Linked DNA regions of Homo sapiens: region 1 is linked to region 2. The links are chromatin loops, found by intact Hi-C in ENCODE. Cell type or tissue: heart right ventricle. All regions are shown on one strand. Links, peaks and the distances in the headings refer to the core of each region. The heading gives the core; the rest is flanking DNA. Region 1 overlaps RAP1B (RAP1B, member of RAS oncogene family). Region 2 has its middle 27 kb from the start of MDM1.

What was found. A loop is a pair of places that touch in the nucleus more often than their neighbours do. Peaks named below come from ENCODE experiments on the same cell type or tissue, not always from the same donor. Only the 100,000 strongest peaks of a DNase experiment are listed, where the experiment ranks them.
Region 1: a loop joins it to region 2, with 4 times the contacts of the local background. A loop is called at or near these places in 29 of 110 quality-filtered maps.

Annotation. Positions count from the first base shown.
Region 1 is chr12:68,661,603-68,669,947 of GRCh38, reverse strand. It overlaps RAP1B (RAP1B, member of RAS oncogene family), which reads right to left. Exons shown (of 8, transcript NM_001010942.3): 8 at 1-8,345. Among named protein-coding and RNA genes, the nearest start is that of NUP107, 21 kb to the left of the region's middle. In heart right ventricle, for the core only: a CTCF peak has its summit at 4,742; no DNase peak of the experiment used is centred there; H3K27ac peaks cover 1,083 bases.
Region 2 is chr12:68,355,245-68,363,589 of GRCh38, reverse strand. No RefSeq gene overlaps it. Among named protein-coding and RNA genes, the nearest start is that of MDM1, 27 kb to the right of the region's middle. RefSeq lists an enhancer at 4,815-5,326. In heart right ventricle, for the core only: a CTCF peak has its summit at 4,560 (motif pointing left); a DNase peak (open chromatin) is centred at 4,579.

The DNA of each region.
Region 1 (8,345 bases), core at 12-8,011, 310 kb before region 2:
AAAAAAAAAAAAGAAAGAAAAAGAAATATATTTTTGTCACGTATAAACGTCATATACTGGAATCTAGTTCTGGACTCAGTTCTACTCTACTCTTTCACTTGAACTTTAAGATCATTTTGCTTAATTTCTTTTCTTTTTTCTTTTTCTTGAGATAGAGATTTGCTCTGTCACCCAGGCTGGAGTGCAGTGGTACAATCTCAGCTACTGCACCCTCTGCCTCCTGGGTTCAAGCGATTCTCCTGCCTCAGCCTCCAGAGTAGCTGGGATTACAGGCACCTGCCACCATGCCTGGCTAATTTTTGTATTTTTAGTAGAGACGGGGTTTCACCATGTTAGCCAGGATGGTCTCCATCTCCTGACCTCGTGATCCGCCCCCCTCGGCCTCCGAAAGTGCTGGGATTACAGGTGTGAGCCACCGTGCCCGGCCCATTTTGCTTAATTTCAATTTCAAAACCTCACCCAAGTCTGGCACGGTGGCTCATGCCTATAATCCACTTTGGGAGGCCAAGGTGTGACACTTGCTTGAGCCCAGGAGTTCAAGACCAACATCCAGTCTATTAAAAAATCAAAAACAAAAACAAAGCCTCAGCCAGTTGAAATTTAAATTGTAATCATTATACATTAACATGCTAATTTGGGGGAATTGATATTTTTATGATATTATCTTCCCAGTGTATTTGTTCAGATCTTGATTTATGTCCTTCAATAAGAGTTTATAATAGTTCTTTCTTAGCCTTATACCTTAAGGCATTTAGTTTTTATCTGTCGTGTTTACTATATCAACTTGTAGGTATTTTTTATAAATATAAAGAAAAGCTATTGATTTTTGGCATGCTTATCTTATATCCAGCCAAGTTCCTGAATACTTCTAATAGATTTTTTTGAGCTTTCAAGGTATTCACTTATAATACAAGCAAAAGTAATTTTATTTTCCAGTGTCTATATTTAACATTTCATTCTTTTGATATAATGCATTCATTAGCTCTATTAGGAGACTCAGCCCCTATTTCATAGCATTGCTGAGGGTTGAACAACACATGTAAAGTGCTTAGAGCAATGGTGGCACATCTTAGGGTGTCCAAGAAATAACTAGTATTATTTCCCAACTATCAGAGCTTATCAGATCTTTAATCTAGAAATGTCACTTTCAAGCAGTATCAAGCCAAATAACTGAATAAGTAAGCTATCATTTGCTGGTTTTTCTTATTCTTTCATCATTCCTCATTTTAAATGAATTTGAGGCGCCTACCTGACAGCTTTCTTAAACTTCTATTTGTGATTCATAGGACGGCAGAAAAGAAGAGCCAAGAAAGTCTGTGCAGGGATGATTTCAGATTGTTAACGTTATTTCTCTTTGGAAAAGAAGTTAATGTCAAACTAGATTTAAGTTTAGACATTAAATCTGTTTTGGTTTAACTCATGAAGAGTTTATTTTGTGCAGGTCAGGGAGACCTGGTCACAAAAAATCTTTTGCTTACTAGAATTTGTAACTTTTCTTTTTCAAAGTGAGATAAAGCAGTCGAGCCAATTGTGACAAATTTCACTTGCTCCTCTGAGTGAGTTTTAGTAGTAACTGGGCTAAGAAAAAAACCCCTTCCTTATTATAATAGTCTTAGGGAGATCAACACTGTGCAACTGGCTCCTCTGATACAGTATGGAGGTAGGTAGTGGCACTGTAAAATGTCTTAACTTGCCAGGGCTAACCTGGTTGGCATTCTGTATCCATCCTGTTTGGATGACATACTGAGACCTATCCTCTTTACTCTCCCTTGAACAAAAGCCTTGACGGGGGGCCTAGGGCAACCAAGTCATTAATTCTGCATATGTCATTAACTACATCCTGCCAAGGAGAGAATGCCCTGACCATGAGAATATCCTGTACTGGTTCAGAGTGGAAGGATGGGGGAGGGGTAGTGGATGCCACTTCTTTCTTTGGTGACATCCTCTGTGAAAGCATTGGTGGAATAAAATTAGTGGTATGATAGTGGCCAATGATGTCCTCTTATTTCTGAAAAATTAAGAGCTAGCTGTTAGCTGTTTGCTAAATAGTAATTACCAGATAGTTCAGCTTCTGCAAAGAGCCCAAGATGTATTTCAGGAAGTATTATTGCTTTTTATTCTAACAAAATAGACTTATAAATCTCCCGTTGAAATCCTGTATGATCCAAGGCATGAAGTCATGCTTTACTAAAGTTGGAAAATGCAAAGGAATGAGTAAGTGAAGTGAGAACTTTTTCCACAACAGCTCTTATAGAGAATGACTGAATTGACTTCTGGGAACTGTAAGTTTGTATCTTAAACATGTAAAGCACACAAATGGTTACAATTTCCTTATACCATTACTTGAAATAATAAATGGATAAAAAGGCTATCTGGAGAAGCCCAAATTCATTTTTGAGAAGTGATTACAGAGACAAGAAACCCAACCCTAACGCTGAATGTACTAACACATATAAAAACCCCAAAACCCACTGGGTTGAATTAATCTCTAACTTCCTCAAATGTTCAGTGTACTTCATTCCAACCAGATGAGTTTTTATCATTTAATTCTGGGCCTGTCCATTCCTTCCATTTCTTTTTTTCATGTACCTCTAGATATTACACTCCTCCCATTTCTTAAAAAACAAAAACAAAATAACCAAGCAGTAAATAAAACATTGAATTCAGTGCAGAAGCAAAATCTTATAAACACCACCATTTGGTCTCAGAAACACTAATTTTCTCTCATATGAATCACATATGTCTGATTAAAGGTGGGATGCGTGAGATGAAGAGAAAACCCTCTGGATATGTCTGAAAATGAAAAAGAAAAGTTTGTTATATTACTATTAGATCTAAGTAAAAGGGGGGAAGTTTCTGTCATCATTGATAAATATAAAATATGTAGGGTAGGCAGGATATATACTGACACAAGTAGAAGGTAATTCTGTGGGATGACAATGGTTAACAATATTCCATACCCAGTATGTTGCTTCTGGAACTGTAGAACTAGTCCATACTAAACCTCTGATGGACTCATTAAAGTCTCACCTAATCCCAGACTTCCCTCAGAATCCTTGTAGAGTAGCTTAATTCTGGGGCTTTCCTAGGTGCTCAGGATCTCTCTAGGGAGACCTGAGGGTCTGCTGATTCAGTTCAGAATGTTTTGAGTTATCTTGGAGCAGACCCATACTAGTCTTTGGTACTGAAAAATTGTTAAAATGTTTTGGTAGGTTGTTAATGGCTCCCAAAGGCATGTCCACATCCCAACCCCCAAACTTCTGTCTGTTAACTTTATTTGAAAAAAGTGTCTTTGCAGATGTGATTAAGCATTTTGAGATGAGATTATCCTGAAGTATGTGGGTAAGCCCTAAATGTCAAAACAATTGTCCTTTTAAAAGAAAGATTATAGAGAGGAGGAGATACAAAGATAGAGGCACATGTGATGTGGCATAATGCCATGGGAACAGGTTCTCTCCGAGAGCCTCTAGGAGTACATCCTAACACTTTGATTTTGGACTTCGACCTTCAGAACTGTGAAAGAGTACATTTCTGTTGCTTTAAGCCACCAAATTTGTGATAATTTGTTACAGCAGCCCTAGGAAACTAATATATACTTTTAAACTAGGACACTAACTTTTTTTTAGAAAACAATAGAAATAGATCAACATACGAGAATCCAATTAAAAAGAAGAATTTTCTCCCTAATATTTTGGGTAAAGCACCAAAATACCACTTACGAAAATTGAGAGAAAATAAAGTTTACATTACTGGGGAAGTAGAGAAATACTGCAAAGGCATATATTTGAAAGACAACTTGCCGGGCGCAGTGGCTCATGCCAGTAATCCCAGCACTTTGGGAGGCTGAAGCAGATGGATCACGAGGTCAGGAGTTCAAGACCAGCCTGGCCAAGATGGCGAAACCCCGTCTCTACTAAAAATAGAAAAATTAGCAGGGCTTGGTGGCAGATGCCTGTAATCCCAGCTGCTCGGGAGGCTGAGGCAGAGAACTGCTTGAACCTGGGAGGCGGAGGTTGCAGTGAGCCGAGATCGCGCCACTGCACACCAGCCTGGGTGACAGAGCCAGACTCTCTCAAAAAAAAAAAAAAAGATGTCTTGTTACAGCTGAATTTAAATATAAGTTTGCCAATACTGACTCTGAAACAGACTTTATAGTTGCTGCAGATATACATAGACCTGGTACTAATTAGAGGATGGTATTTCCAAAAACTATCCCATCATCTCCTTACATTTGTAGCAAATTCACCACCAAGTATATACAGAGAGATAAAAATAAGCATTTTAGAGCACAAAATTACTGCTGGTCTATAGCATACTAGAAGAGGAACAATAGTATTTTGCTCTTTGCCATAAAAGATGCTGTATTCTCAATTGCTGCTCAGCTATTTGCCTTGTTCTCTGCCCATGTCTTTGTAATAGCAATCCTTTGTACTCCAACCCTTCTCCCCATCCCAAGACTGTTTAGGCCAGGCTTTCCTTTTTATTACTATTTTTAACCCCAAGTAATTCTTACGAAAATAATTTCATTCACACTCATGGTTTCAGTTGCCTCCAATGTCAGTAACTCCAAGGTCCAACCCTTCAAATCTGACTGCACAGAAAATACATGTTCAAAGGTAGCTGACAAGCTGGCTGTGTTAATTCTGGCTCTACCATTACCCCTCTCTGGGTTATCTTTCACACAGCTGGCAAATCTGTTGCTTTAGTTATGTAACATTTACTATTAGTCTCATTTAGAACAGTAGAGGTCTCCCCATAACTACCTGCTGTACCATACCCATCCGATTCTATTCCATTTCCAGTAGGGAAAGATACTTTTGTCAAGTGACAGGGTCTCCCTATGTTATCCATGCTGGCCTCAAACCACCGGAGCTCAAGAGTTCCTCCTACCTCAGCCTCCCAAGCAGCTGGGATTACAGGCAAGCACCACCACACGCACTTATTTTTTTCTGCCAGCCACATAGTTTTTCATTATTGGTTGATTTGCTCAGGAAATCTGACATTGACCTGTTAATAGTCAACCAGATGTAATAGTTGGGAATATAAAGCAAACAGTCCATATATTTTACAAAATAACAATTTTTATTATGAGTCACTTGCTTTAGTATGGATAATGGAAGAAGAATCACCTATGGTTAGAAAAGTTATTAGATCTGATAGTTTATTTGACTGGTCTTTCCCATCATTGACTTGTTAAACACCTTGCCAGCAGAGACTGGATTTTTTTTTCTTTTTCTTTTTTTTGCAGTCTCACTCTGTTGCCCATGCTGAAGTGCAGTGGTGTGATCTCAGCTCACTGCAACCTCGGCCTCCCAGGTTCAAGTGATTCTCCTGCCTCAGCCTCCTGAGTAGCTGGGATTACAGGCACACACCACCGTGCCCGTCTAATTTTTGTTATTTTTAGTAGAGACGGGGTTTCACCATGTTGGCCAGGCTTGTCTCAAACTCCTGGCTTCCAGTGATCCACCCATCTCGGCCTCCCAAAGCATTGGGATTACAAGTGTGAGCCACCATGCCAGGCCAGACTGGATTATATCATTTACTCCTTCCTACTCCCCTCTGCTCCAAACCTACTGCACTGCACATTAAAGAGTTTGACAGTTAATAGAATTTCCTGTTCTGAAATTAGTGCTCACAGGGGACATAACTACCAGACATAAATAGAAATTTGAATGGGTAATAATGGCGGATGACAAAAACATTAGAGGCTTTTGATCTCTGCCTATTTAAAAACTGAAACCTGACTGAAGTGAATATATTATTACATAAAAATCCTGTAATATATGTGTGTGCTGTTTTGTTTTCAGGAAAAAACCCTGCATTTTGACCCAAATACTAAATTTGGATTGTCTCATTTATGTGGGTCTGTAAGGAAAGTCAGGTTAAACTAGGTTCATAGTAAAACAACATAGTAAAAACTGTCTTCGTACCCTTTTGGAGAAATGAGAAAAATTAGATTACCTATGAATAAAAAAATTTATATATATGAAAAATGACAGCTCACTTTTCTAAAATCATTACAATTTTCTCTTAGAAAGTTGGAAAGCTCTTAGAAAGTTTAACAGACTGTTACCAATAGAGCTTTGTTCATTTGCTGTGTGTTTTCCCCACGTGGGCAGAAAATCCCTGCTGTACCTCCGATATTGTAAACAGCGCCTGAAACACGGTAGAGAATACTGAATGCATTTATTGATTCTCAGATACAAAAATCAGGTAGATATGCCTAATTTTGGATAAAGCCTGTAATTCCTAAGGTCAGTAACCTACAGGCCACCAACAGGGATGTTTTAAGAAGCAAGTTTAAAATGTGTGTAACATGGAATACTTTTTTTAAAAAATGGCAGCATTTAGAATACAGACCTATTTAGCAATAAGCACTTTACTTTTACTTTTCAAAGATAAACTAATGTCAAGCCTATGGAATTAGTTGATTAATCTGTTTAGTAGTCTTGTTTCAACAGGTATCCCAACACAGACTCATCCATTTTCCTCCCAATAGTTAAGGAAACATATATAAAGTTTAGTTCTGTTCTCAATCTACCTCTCTTCTCTCATGTATTCTTGAAATATCAAATGTATTGATTAGGCTGGGTGCGGTGGCTCACACCTGTAATCCCAGCACTTTGGGAGGCTGACGCAGGCGGATCACCTGGGTCGGGAGTTCGAAACCAGCCTAACCAACATGGAGAAACCTCATCTCTACCAAAAAATACAAAATTAGCCAGGCGTGGTGGTGCATGCTTGTAATCCCAGCTATTCAGGAGGCTGAGGCAGAAGAATTGCTTGAACCTGGGAGGCAGAGGTTGGGGTGAGCCAAGATCGCACCACTGTACGCCAGCCTGGGCAACAAGAGCGAAACTCAGTCTCAAAAAAAAAAAAGAAAAAGAAAAAAAAAGAAAATTCAAATGTGTTGATGCACTGTAACAAATAGAACAGACTTATTTATCTTTTTTTTCTAAGACAGGGTCTCACTCTATTGCCATCGTGGGGGTGCAGTGGCGCGAACACAGTTCACTGTATCCTTGATCTCCTGGGATCAAGCAATCCTTCTGAATAGCTGGGACTACAGGTACAGACGTGCACCACCATGCCCAGCTAATTAAAAAAAAATTTTTTTTTGTAGAGATGGGGTCTATGTTGCCCAGGCTGTCAGATTTGTTTTGTTTGAAAAAAAAATTTTAGTCTTACAAATCACAATGTTAAGGCTCACTGACAGATTATGAGACAAGCCTGCAAGCACTTTTAAGGCTTCTAAGGTAATAGTAAGAGTATTAATTGTAAAACACTATAACTCCCTTTTACATTTCCAAGATTTAAGAAGAGATAGAATAGATGGAGATTAAATTCAATGAAAACACAGATAAGAGTTTAACTCAAAGAAAAGTTGTAGTGATGAGTTTCGATTCTAAGTTTGCTGTCCCACAACTAAAGACGGAATGATTTAAAAAAAAAAACGGCAAAACTTCATTTTATAAATGGAATTTTAAAAATTTCTATTTGTAATGCCCACATATGGTAAAGATGAGCTATTTACGTTTAAGAAACAACTGAATCAACAAGAAAGTCAATACAGGGTTTTTACACTTTTTAGAAAAATGTAAGTGAAAGACCACTCTGATTTTCTCCTAAAACTCAAGTTTCTTCAAGTATCCTTGGGGACGTGAAAAGGAATTCATGCCTTTTCTGACTCAATTATTTTAGTATTTTCCCATTAAGCACCAGAAAAGTCAATCTACATGAGTTGTGCTCCCAAACTGCAGTTACTATTTTGTATAGGAGAAAATGGTGCTTTTTGCCAAACCACAGCCTTATTCCTATCAGCATTGAAAAAAATAAATTATATATATAGTATTATATAGACCTCCACTGTACTACATATATATATATACTCTCTCTATATATGTACTATATATAATATATATATATATATATATATATAGACCTAGAGGATAGCACTGGCATTCATTTCACTCTCCTATGAAGTAGGTATTATCATTCTCATTTTACAGATGAGGAAACCAAGGCACCCAACCAAAGGCATATAGTAGGAACTGGAAGAGCTGGGATTAAAAACCCAGGAAGTCTGGCTCCAAACTTTATATTCTTATTCACTATATAGTAAACCATCCATCTTGTAACCCTAACACTCATCTGTAACTAATGTGTTGTTTCCCACCAGAGCAGTAGTTCTTCACCAGGGTGATTTTGCCCTCCAAGTTCACCTCCCTTGTCCCCCAACAATCCAACTGGGGAACATCTGGCAATGTCTGGAAACATTTTTGGTTGCCACAACTTGGGGGCTGGGGTGGTGTGACTGGCATCTAGTGGGCAGATATTAAAATTCC
Region 2 (8,345 bases), core at 212-8,211:
TACAGGTGGGGACGCTGTTGGATTCTGGGTACACTTACAAGGTAGAGACAACAGGATTTGCTGATGGATCAGATGTGGGATATGAGACAAAGTGCAAAGCCGAAGATGACTATGAGGACCTAGTAACGCATGGAGTGTTCCTAATGAGAACTTTATTCATTAGTCAAGGCAAGAAACAAACAACACGAGAGTATGGATGACAACAGACATCAGAACATGGAGATCTGGAGGGCCATTATAGACCCTCTTTTCCTCTCTTTTTGCCTCCACAATATCATGTGCTATGCCACATGTGTGTCTCCTCCATATCAGCACCTCTCAGTCCTCACCCTGAGAAACCCCTAATGGGAGAGGAGTACAAACTATGAATCCCAGCCGTCTGGGCCAGAGCTCATGGGGCCCATTACAAGCATGGCATTACATTAATACCTTGTACTAACAAAATCCATGTTAATGCTGGATTCTACTCCAAAATATCTATATGTTCATTTTAATATATTCATTACCTATAATTAAGTAAAATTGTTGGTCTTGTATGATGGGCCACTGACATACACCAAGAATCCCTGAGAAGATATAAGGCTTGGAGATGTTTGGCCCATGCCTTTCCTATTGTATGTGCAGGAATACTGCCTCCCAAGAAGAGCCCACTTATTCATGGGTTGGCTGGTCCCTAAAGCACCTCTGCACTTCCAGGACCATGCTGTATACCTGTACTGAGATGAGCAGGTAACCAGATCAGGCACAACACAGAATGGTCGTCTCACCAGCTTGGGCTCTTCCATCTCTACACTGTAGTACAGGCACTTTCTTACAGATGGAAATAGATTTTTCTTCCTTCCTTTTACCTTATAACATTCTACTCATCCTTGGGTTTTTAACCTGTTTAAAAGCTTTTCTCAAATTTCACATCCTGTTCATGATGCCTTATGCTACCATTCAAAGTGATAACTTGTTTCAATTAATCCTTAGAGCACTTATTTTCTACGGGGATCGTGGTATATATTGGGAAGACAAAGCTTGAGTCAGAAGAGCAGGGCCTTGGAATCAGGCTTACTTTAATTTAAACGCAAGCCCTGCCATGATCATCTGTGTGATTTTAGGCAACTTTCTTCACCTCCAAGTCTATAAAATGGAATTCAAAGTGGAACTGGAAGGATGATTAAGTGAAATGGACATGTGAAGCACCTAGCACAGTGCACAGCCATTTGATAAATATTATTGCCTCTTCCCCCTTAACCTCTTAATTTGGTACTTTTAGTATTCTACTTGTATGGTTCCATGTTTTGAATTTTTATGTGTTTTAGTTCTCTAACTAGACAATAAACTCTTAGAGTTTAGAAACCACATTTTATATTTCTTGACATCCCTGAAACATCCATCACAGTACCTTGAATGTGGGAGATGATTTATAAATGTTTGCTGATTGATTTATGGATTTTTTTTTGGCAAGTTTAAACCTGAAGGACATACTACTCTCTGGAGTTGAGAACATAGCAATGAGCCTCAAAGAAGAAAATGAGCCTCAGTGTTCATGGAGGAAGGTCATTGCTTAGCACCTTGGGAAGACATGCAGCTGATGGATGAGGAGGATGCTGGATGGCTATGCTGAGTTGGCTTTAGACTCTGCTCACCAGCTTTGGAAATGGTTACCCAGAAAGATGACAATATCCTGATAACCCCTCCATGACCAAATTCTTTAGCAAAGCATTTCAACAGGCCATCACCGTGGCATGTGGACTGATGGGTTGCACAGCTGTTATTATGTGCTTACAAGGGAAATTAGGAGTAATTAATGGACTGGGATCAATAACAGTATTATATTGTAGTGAATGATTTAATTTTCTAAGTGAAGAGGTAAGCACAGATATTTCACATCATTAAAATAGATGTGAATCAGCATAGCAGGTTTGAAGAAACTACTCCATTTTTTGTTGTATATAAAAGTTTAAATTTTTAACTTCTATTTACTTTTTGAAAAGGTAACGCATGCATAAGGTAACTTGAACAGTTCAAAGTAGTATTAAATAATTGCTCCCCAGAGACAATCACTATTGCTAGTGTATTGAGTGTTCTTCCAGAGGTGCCCTATGTATTTGTGTGTGTGTGTCCCTTAGCTGGAAGTAGTTTCGAGAATCCAAGAACTTCCTGTTGGTCTGCTATATCTGTTTGGTTCATCCGTATATCTCTGGTTGTTACCCCAGAGACCAGACCATACAGCCCAAAATTTATGGTCAATAATTATATATTGATTGAGTAGATCTATTTTAGTCAGTGACTGATTTAATCTGTTTTAGCAGTTTTTAGAAAATGATCGGCATTTGCTTGATACATCTTTATTGTGAATTAACAAGACATATAATTTGACATGTCTAGATAATAGAGCATCTTCATGAATTCTAATGTATTGGTACAATAATTTTAAACCACTGGTACAGAAGCTGCCTCTCTGAATATTCTTCACTGACTGGAGGGAACTCTTTGGAAAATATGTGCCATCTGAGTTTAAATAAGAATGGGTTAAGAAACAAAAAAACAAGATTAAAAATATGTCAGAATACACATGCAAATTGGTGCAGTTATTGAAAGTTGCTAGTTGGGAGGCTACATATTTTAAAAATTGCCTCCTTAGGTTTACAAGCCACATATTACTGTGGCTGCTGCCACTTCTACTATTATTGCTGTTGCCACTACTAACATTATTACTATTTATTTGGCATTTGCCCCTATACAGTACCGTGTATACTTACTTACCACGTATACTTACAGTACCATGTAAGTATTTTGTATGCATTATGTCATTTAATCTCGTAGCAACATTATCAGGTAGGTATTATTATCATTTGCATTTTATAGATGAGAGAACCGAGGCAAATAATGATTTCATAACTTGCTTATGTTCACAGAGCTAATAAAATGGTGGAAGAAGGATTGTGGCCCAGTGTGATACTAGAGCACATACTTCTGAGTCGTGCTTCAGTTTTGACCAAAAATGGAACATTCTTATTGATCATCCTTTCTGTTTGCCAAATTTAGCTCCAAATGACTTTTTCAAAATTTTATATTTTTTATTGAGATGGGGTCCCACTGTATTGCCCAGGCTGGTGTTGAACTTCTGGCTTCAAGCAATCCTTCCACTTCAGCCTCCCAAAGTGCTGGGATTACAGGTGTGAGCCACCGCACCAGGCCAGTGCCTTTTTTTTTTTTTTTTTTTTTTTTTTGTGGAGATAGGGTCTCGCTATGTTGCCAAGGCTGATCTTGAACTCCTGGCTTCGAGCTATCTCCTGCCTTTACTTCCCATAGTGTTGGGATTAAAGGGGTGAGCCACTACACCCAGCCAACTTTTGACTCTTTCAACAAATGAAATCCACTTTCAGAAAGAATGCTGTTGTGTTAGCACTGGGTTTTCAAAAGATATGTGTCAATTTTAAAAGAGGAGCTTCCAAAATGGTTTGCATTATTAAAATGGGTGAATACTTTGAAAGGGATAATAACTCATTTGTGTGTCTATACATGTGTGTTTGCTTAAAAAAATCTGCCCTTGTATTTATTGTCACATCTCATATATTTAATTTATTTAAATATAGGACAATACAGGGAATTTCCTGTTAGAGTTACATAGTTGGAAAATACCAAATTGTCTGTATTTCTTCACATTTCATCACTAGGCATCCAGATAGTCCTAGGCAAATCTATGAATTATGCAAAATGTGTCTTGCCACATCCCTTTCTTTCAGCACTTCCCTTTAATTATTTCTCCATCTACACTCTCCTCTCCTCATTCAAAAATGCCAAGAGCTTGGTGACCCTCTGCAGCCATATGCAGAGTCCTCAAGTTCAAGGCCCTACCCTGTCCTGTCCTTTCTGGGTACTCCTTTCATGTGCTCTAAAATCATTCCTCTTTTTAGCCATTCAACTAAAATTTTATTCTTGTAGAATAACCAATGACATGTAACGTTCCGGAGAAAAGACAGCAGAGAAAAGTAATCCACATTAAGGTGTAAATGACTAACAGCTCTAGCTTAATATAGAGATCCTGACAGTGGCAGTGATATTTAGAAAGAGAAGATTATTAGGTCAAAAGAAGTATATTCTTTCTGGCCTGGGTCCCATTCTTGTCCTTTCTCGACCATAATAGATCCTGTGTGGGGAATTTCTTGTCCTACTTCAGCTCATGCAAATCTTGTATCTGTGGTTGTACATTATTCTTTGATGACATCAGAGACCTACTTCTGCTTTTGGCATATGATAGGGGACACTTGTTTATTTTGGTTGGGAAAGGAGGAGATTGTTATAGGCACTGATAGGGGTATGGGGGCCATGTTTCCCAGGGGGATTCCAGGATGTGTCCATGAGAAACGCATTTAATATATTATTTGGGAAAGGAGTGTTTGTTATTGTTACAGTGGTTTTGCTTGATGATTTTTGTTTTTAACAGTGAGAAACTGAAAATCTTCTATGATCATCTTGTTGCCTCTAGCAGTGCTTTTGACTTATAGAGTGTGTGTGATTCCCTGAGATACCAACTTTTCTGCCAGTTTCAAAGTTTAATAGTATTTGGGGCATGCCACCTAGCGGTGATAGCTTTTGGTTTCTTGCTCATTGGAGGAGAATAAATCAAAACCCTAGTAAATCAGTCTCCTAGACTTGAAAGCCACATGGGAGGCCATCTAGGTCATCTGTTAGCTTTTGCGTAAGCAGGCAAGTAAATCACCCTTTCTGTGGATCTGAGACAGAAAAATCAGGGCATCTAAAGCCCCCTGGGCTCAGAATTCCTCCGGCTCCCAGTTCCCCCAGTGAACTTTGAATGTTTGTGGCCTGCATGGCTGAGACGCGACCCTGTATCTCCGCAGGCATTTTGGCAATCCCAGCAACAAACGCATGGAAGACAAGGCTCCTCTGACTCTGAGCCCTGACTTACCTCGTCCTCACTCTGACCTGTTTTCTCCCTCTCCCTTCCCCCACTCTTGGCTTCTCCTTACCCTCTCCACACTCCCCACTGCTTTTAGTGCCTTCCTTCCATTGTCATGCTTGATGGACCCACCATACAATACTTTTTTTTTTTTTTTTGCCATAGCTCCTTTTAAAATTTCTATTTTAACTTTCTGTCCCTAAATAGAAAAGGATAAATGCTTAGTACAGAAAAGTTTGGTAAAAACCCTTTTTGTGTCTGTGTGTGTGTGTGTATGTGTTGAGTGTTTTTTAAAAAACAAAAATAATATAAAATACTATTCACTTAGTAATAGATCATGAGCATTTTCCCCATGTTAATAATGTTCTACTCTAGGATTTTAGTAACTGCATCACAGGATATACCAGAATTTACTTCATTACTGTTAAATTCTAGGAAAGTGAGAATGATAGGAAATATTTTTAATTCACAGTCACGTTCAGGTCACACTTTATTGAACATTGATTGTGTGTTATGCTCCTGTATAAGCCATTTTTACATTCATAAGTACTTTTAACTTTCATAAGATCTCTGTAAAGGCCGGGAGCAGTGGCTCATGCCTGTAATCCCAGCACTTTGGGAGGCCAAGGCAGGCAGATCACCTGAGGTTGGGAGTTCAAGACCAGCCTGACTAACATGGAAAAACCCCCGTCTCTACTAAAAATACAAAATTAGCCAGGTGTGTTGGTGCATGCCTGTAATCCCAGCTACTTGGGAGGCTGAGGCAGGAGAATCACTTGAACCTGGGAGACAGAGGTTGCAGTGAGCTGAAATTGTGCCATTGCACTGCAGCCTAGGCAACGAGCGAAACTTGTCTCAAAAAAAAATTTTCTATGAGGTAGGCATTGTGATGCCATTTTACAGAAGAAACTTGAGGATCTGAGAAGCAGCTTACCCAAGATCACATGGTTTGGAAGGAGGAAACACAGTAAAATTTTGTTCTCTGGATTTATAGTCCCTCAGCCACTTCCTGAGGTCCCAATAGATACTGAATGTGAACATAGCTTTTCTGAGCATTCTTGCTCTTTGTCTTCAAGATGGGAACAGAGAGAGACCCTTGAAAGGAGATTAGTGTTAAAAGGCTTTAGAGTCAAGTTGGGGATTGCAAAATAGGGTATGAGAAAGTGGAAGGAGAGCTACCTAGATAGGGAAGCCTGCGTTTTCATAGCCTCAGGAATAACTCTTGCTAAATGCTCTATATACATTATCCAATTTTATCCTCACAGCAACCCTGGGAAATACATACAAATATAATTTTACTTTACAGATGGAGAAAACTAAGATCAGAGAAGTAGTTGGTCTAAGGTCACTTTGCTGGCAGGTGTCAGAGGCAGGATTAGAACCCAGCTTGTCCGATTCCAAAACTTCTTCAACTGTAATATGAATTTCCTCTCCAGGTTAATGAGTGTCCTAATCATTCTAAGAATGAGTAGTAATAAGAATTTTATAGTGATATAGTCATAGGCCCCATCCCTGGTTTTGAGGGTGTGTTTGAAGGGGGGTTAATGGAACAGATGAATGAAGTAGGGGGAAGAGGGGGGAAGAAGAGTAAAGTGAAACAAAGCCCAGAAAAAAAATTAAAAAGCCTGAAAGAATGCCAGTTGCAATAAAAGCAACCCATGGGGAAGACAGACAGGTAATCTTTGATGCAAAACATTTGGAAAACAATGCTCAGCTGTTGAAAAGGCTGAAATTTCTGTTTTCTCATGTTTTATAATTAAGAAGAAATCTAAGAACACTTGTTAGAAAGTTTTTTCTCCAGTGGTCCAACGTACATTTCCCAAAAATGGTTAGCTCAAAAAACTCATCATATTACTTAGCATAAGCACCAGTGAAATAGTCTTTATGTCAATTATCCCACAAGTTTATAGTGCAGGGTGAGAGATTAGCAGCAATATACTTTTTCAGGCATTGTGGCCATTTCAATTGTTTCTGATTTTTTGATCTCTAAAATAGGTAATACTCCCTAATTCATAGGTGTTGTGAAAATTAATGAGTAAATACTAAGAGCTTTGGGAGGGATTTAAAAGGGAGATGTTAGTGTATGCTATTATTATATCCTCATTTCTATTCTGAAGTCATAATGCTCTGATAGTGACACTGTCATCATCACCATGGAAACCCATGATATATGTCACTTTTTTCTCTGGGGCCTTTCTCCATCCTCCAGGCAGTTCCAGATGCTGCCACAAAAATGCTTAGCTCCCTTTTCTGGTCATCTTTAAGTTCCCTCACTGGTTTGTAAATGCCTTTACTACTAAGCTTTTCCTTGAATATGTCCCTGTCCCTTCACCTACATCTTTCTTCTCTTTTATTATCCTGTATTCATTCCTGTGATTCTGGACACATAGCTTTCCATTCATTTGTTCTCTTTTACCTTGCTCTTCCTTTCCTCCTGTGTTTGGGATAATCTTTGTTGATTCAACAAGTTGTTCTTTATCCCTATTAATGTCTACATGGAGAAGCCAAGGCAACTTGATGTTATCAACTTTATTACTGAAGTTTCAACATCTATGTAGTGTTTTGCTTCAGTTATTAAGAAGTTGGCTGGACACAGTGGCTCCCACCTATAATCCCAACACTTTGGGAGGCCTAGGCAGGAGGACCACTTGAGGCCAGGAGCTCAAGACCAGCCTGGGCAACATAGCAACACCCTGTCTCACAAATTTTTTTTTTTTTTAAATCAGCTGGGCAAGGTAGTGCATGCCTGTAGTCCTAGCTACTTGAGAGGCTCAAGCAGGAGGGTCACTTGAGCTCATGATTTTGAGGATACAGTGAGCTATGACTGTCACTGCACTCCAGCCTGGGTAACAGAGGAAGACTGTCAAAAAAAAAAAAAAAGAAAGAAAGAAAGAAAAAGAAAAGCAAGCAAGCAAGAAGTCACCATAAGTAGATTGCTCTAATCCCTGAGGATGAGTGAAATCAAATCAATAATACTAGTTACCCATCTATGAGGAATCAGGTGGATATTATGCCAGGTTGTTTCTAGTAGTTAACAGTTTGTAAATGAATTCAATCAGATTTTTAAAACTCTGATATTCTTCATTCTTTTGAGAGATATTTGGCACATAAAGACAAGATATCTTTATTACAACACTTAATCGGAAGAAATGAAGCATATTAATTCTCTAATGAATATTTTTAATAAGTTTTCCATGTTACCAGTAGTGTAGTGTTCAGTTATCAAAAGAACATAATGAGATCTCACGCTGTGTAACAGAAAGTAGTACTATCTTGCCTAGAAGAGAACATTCAGACATTTGTTTATAGCTGTCAGTGGTCATTTCTGCAGTGTTGAATTGTCTCTCCCTTTTCCTCCCCTACTTTTGAGTCACTTAAAATGAAAAATGGGAAAAAAAGCATGCTCTAATTTAATGGTTTCCCCATCCTTCAA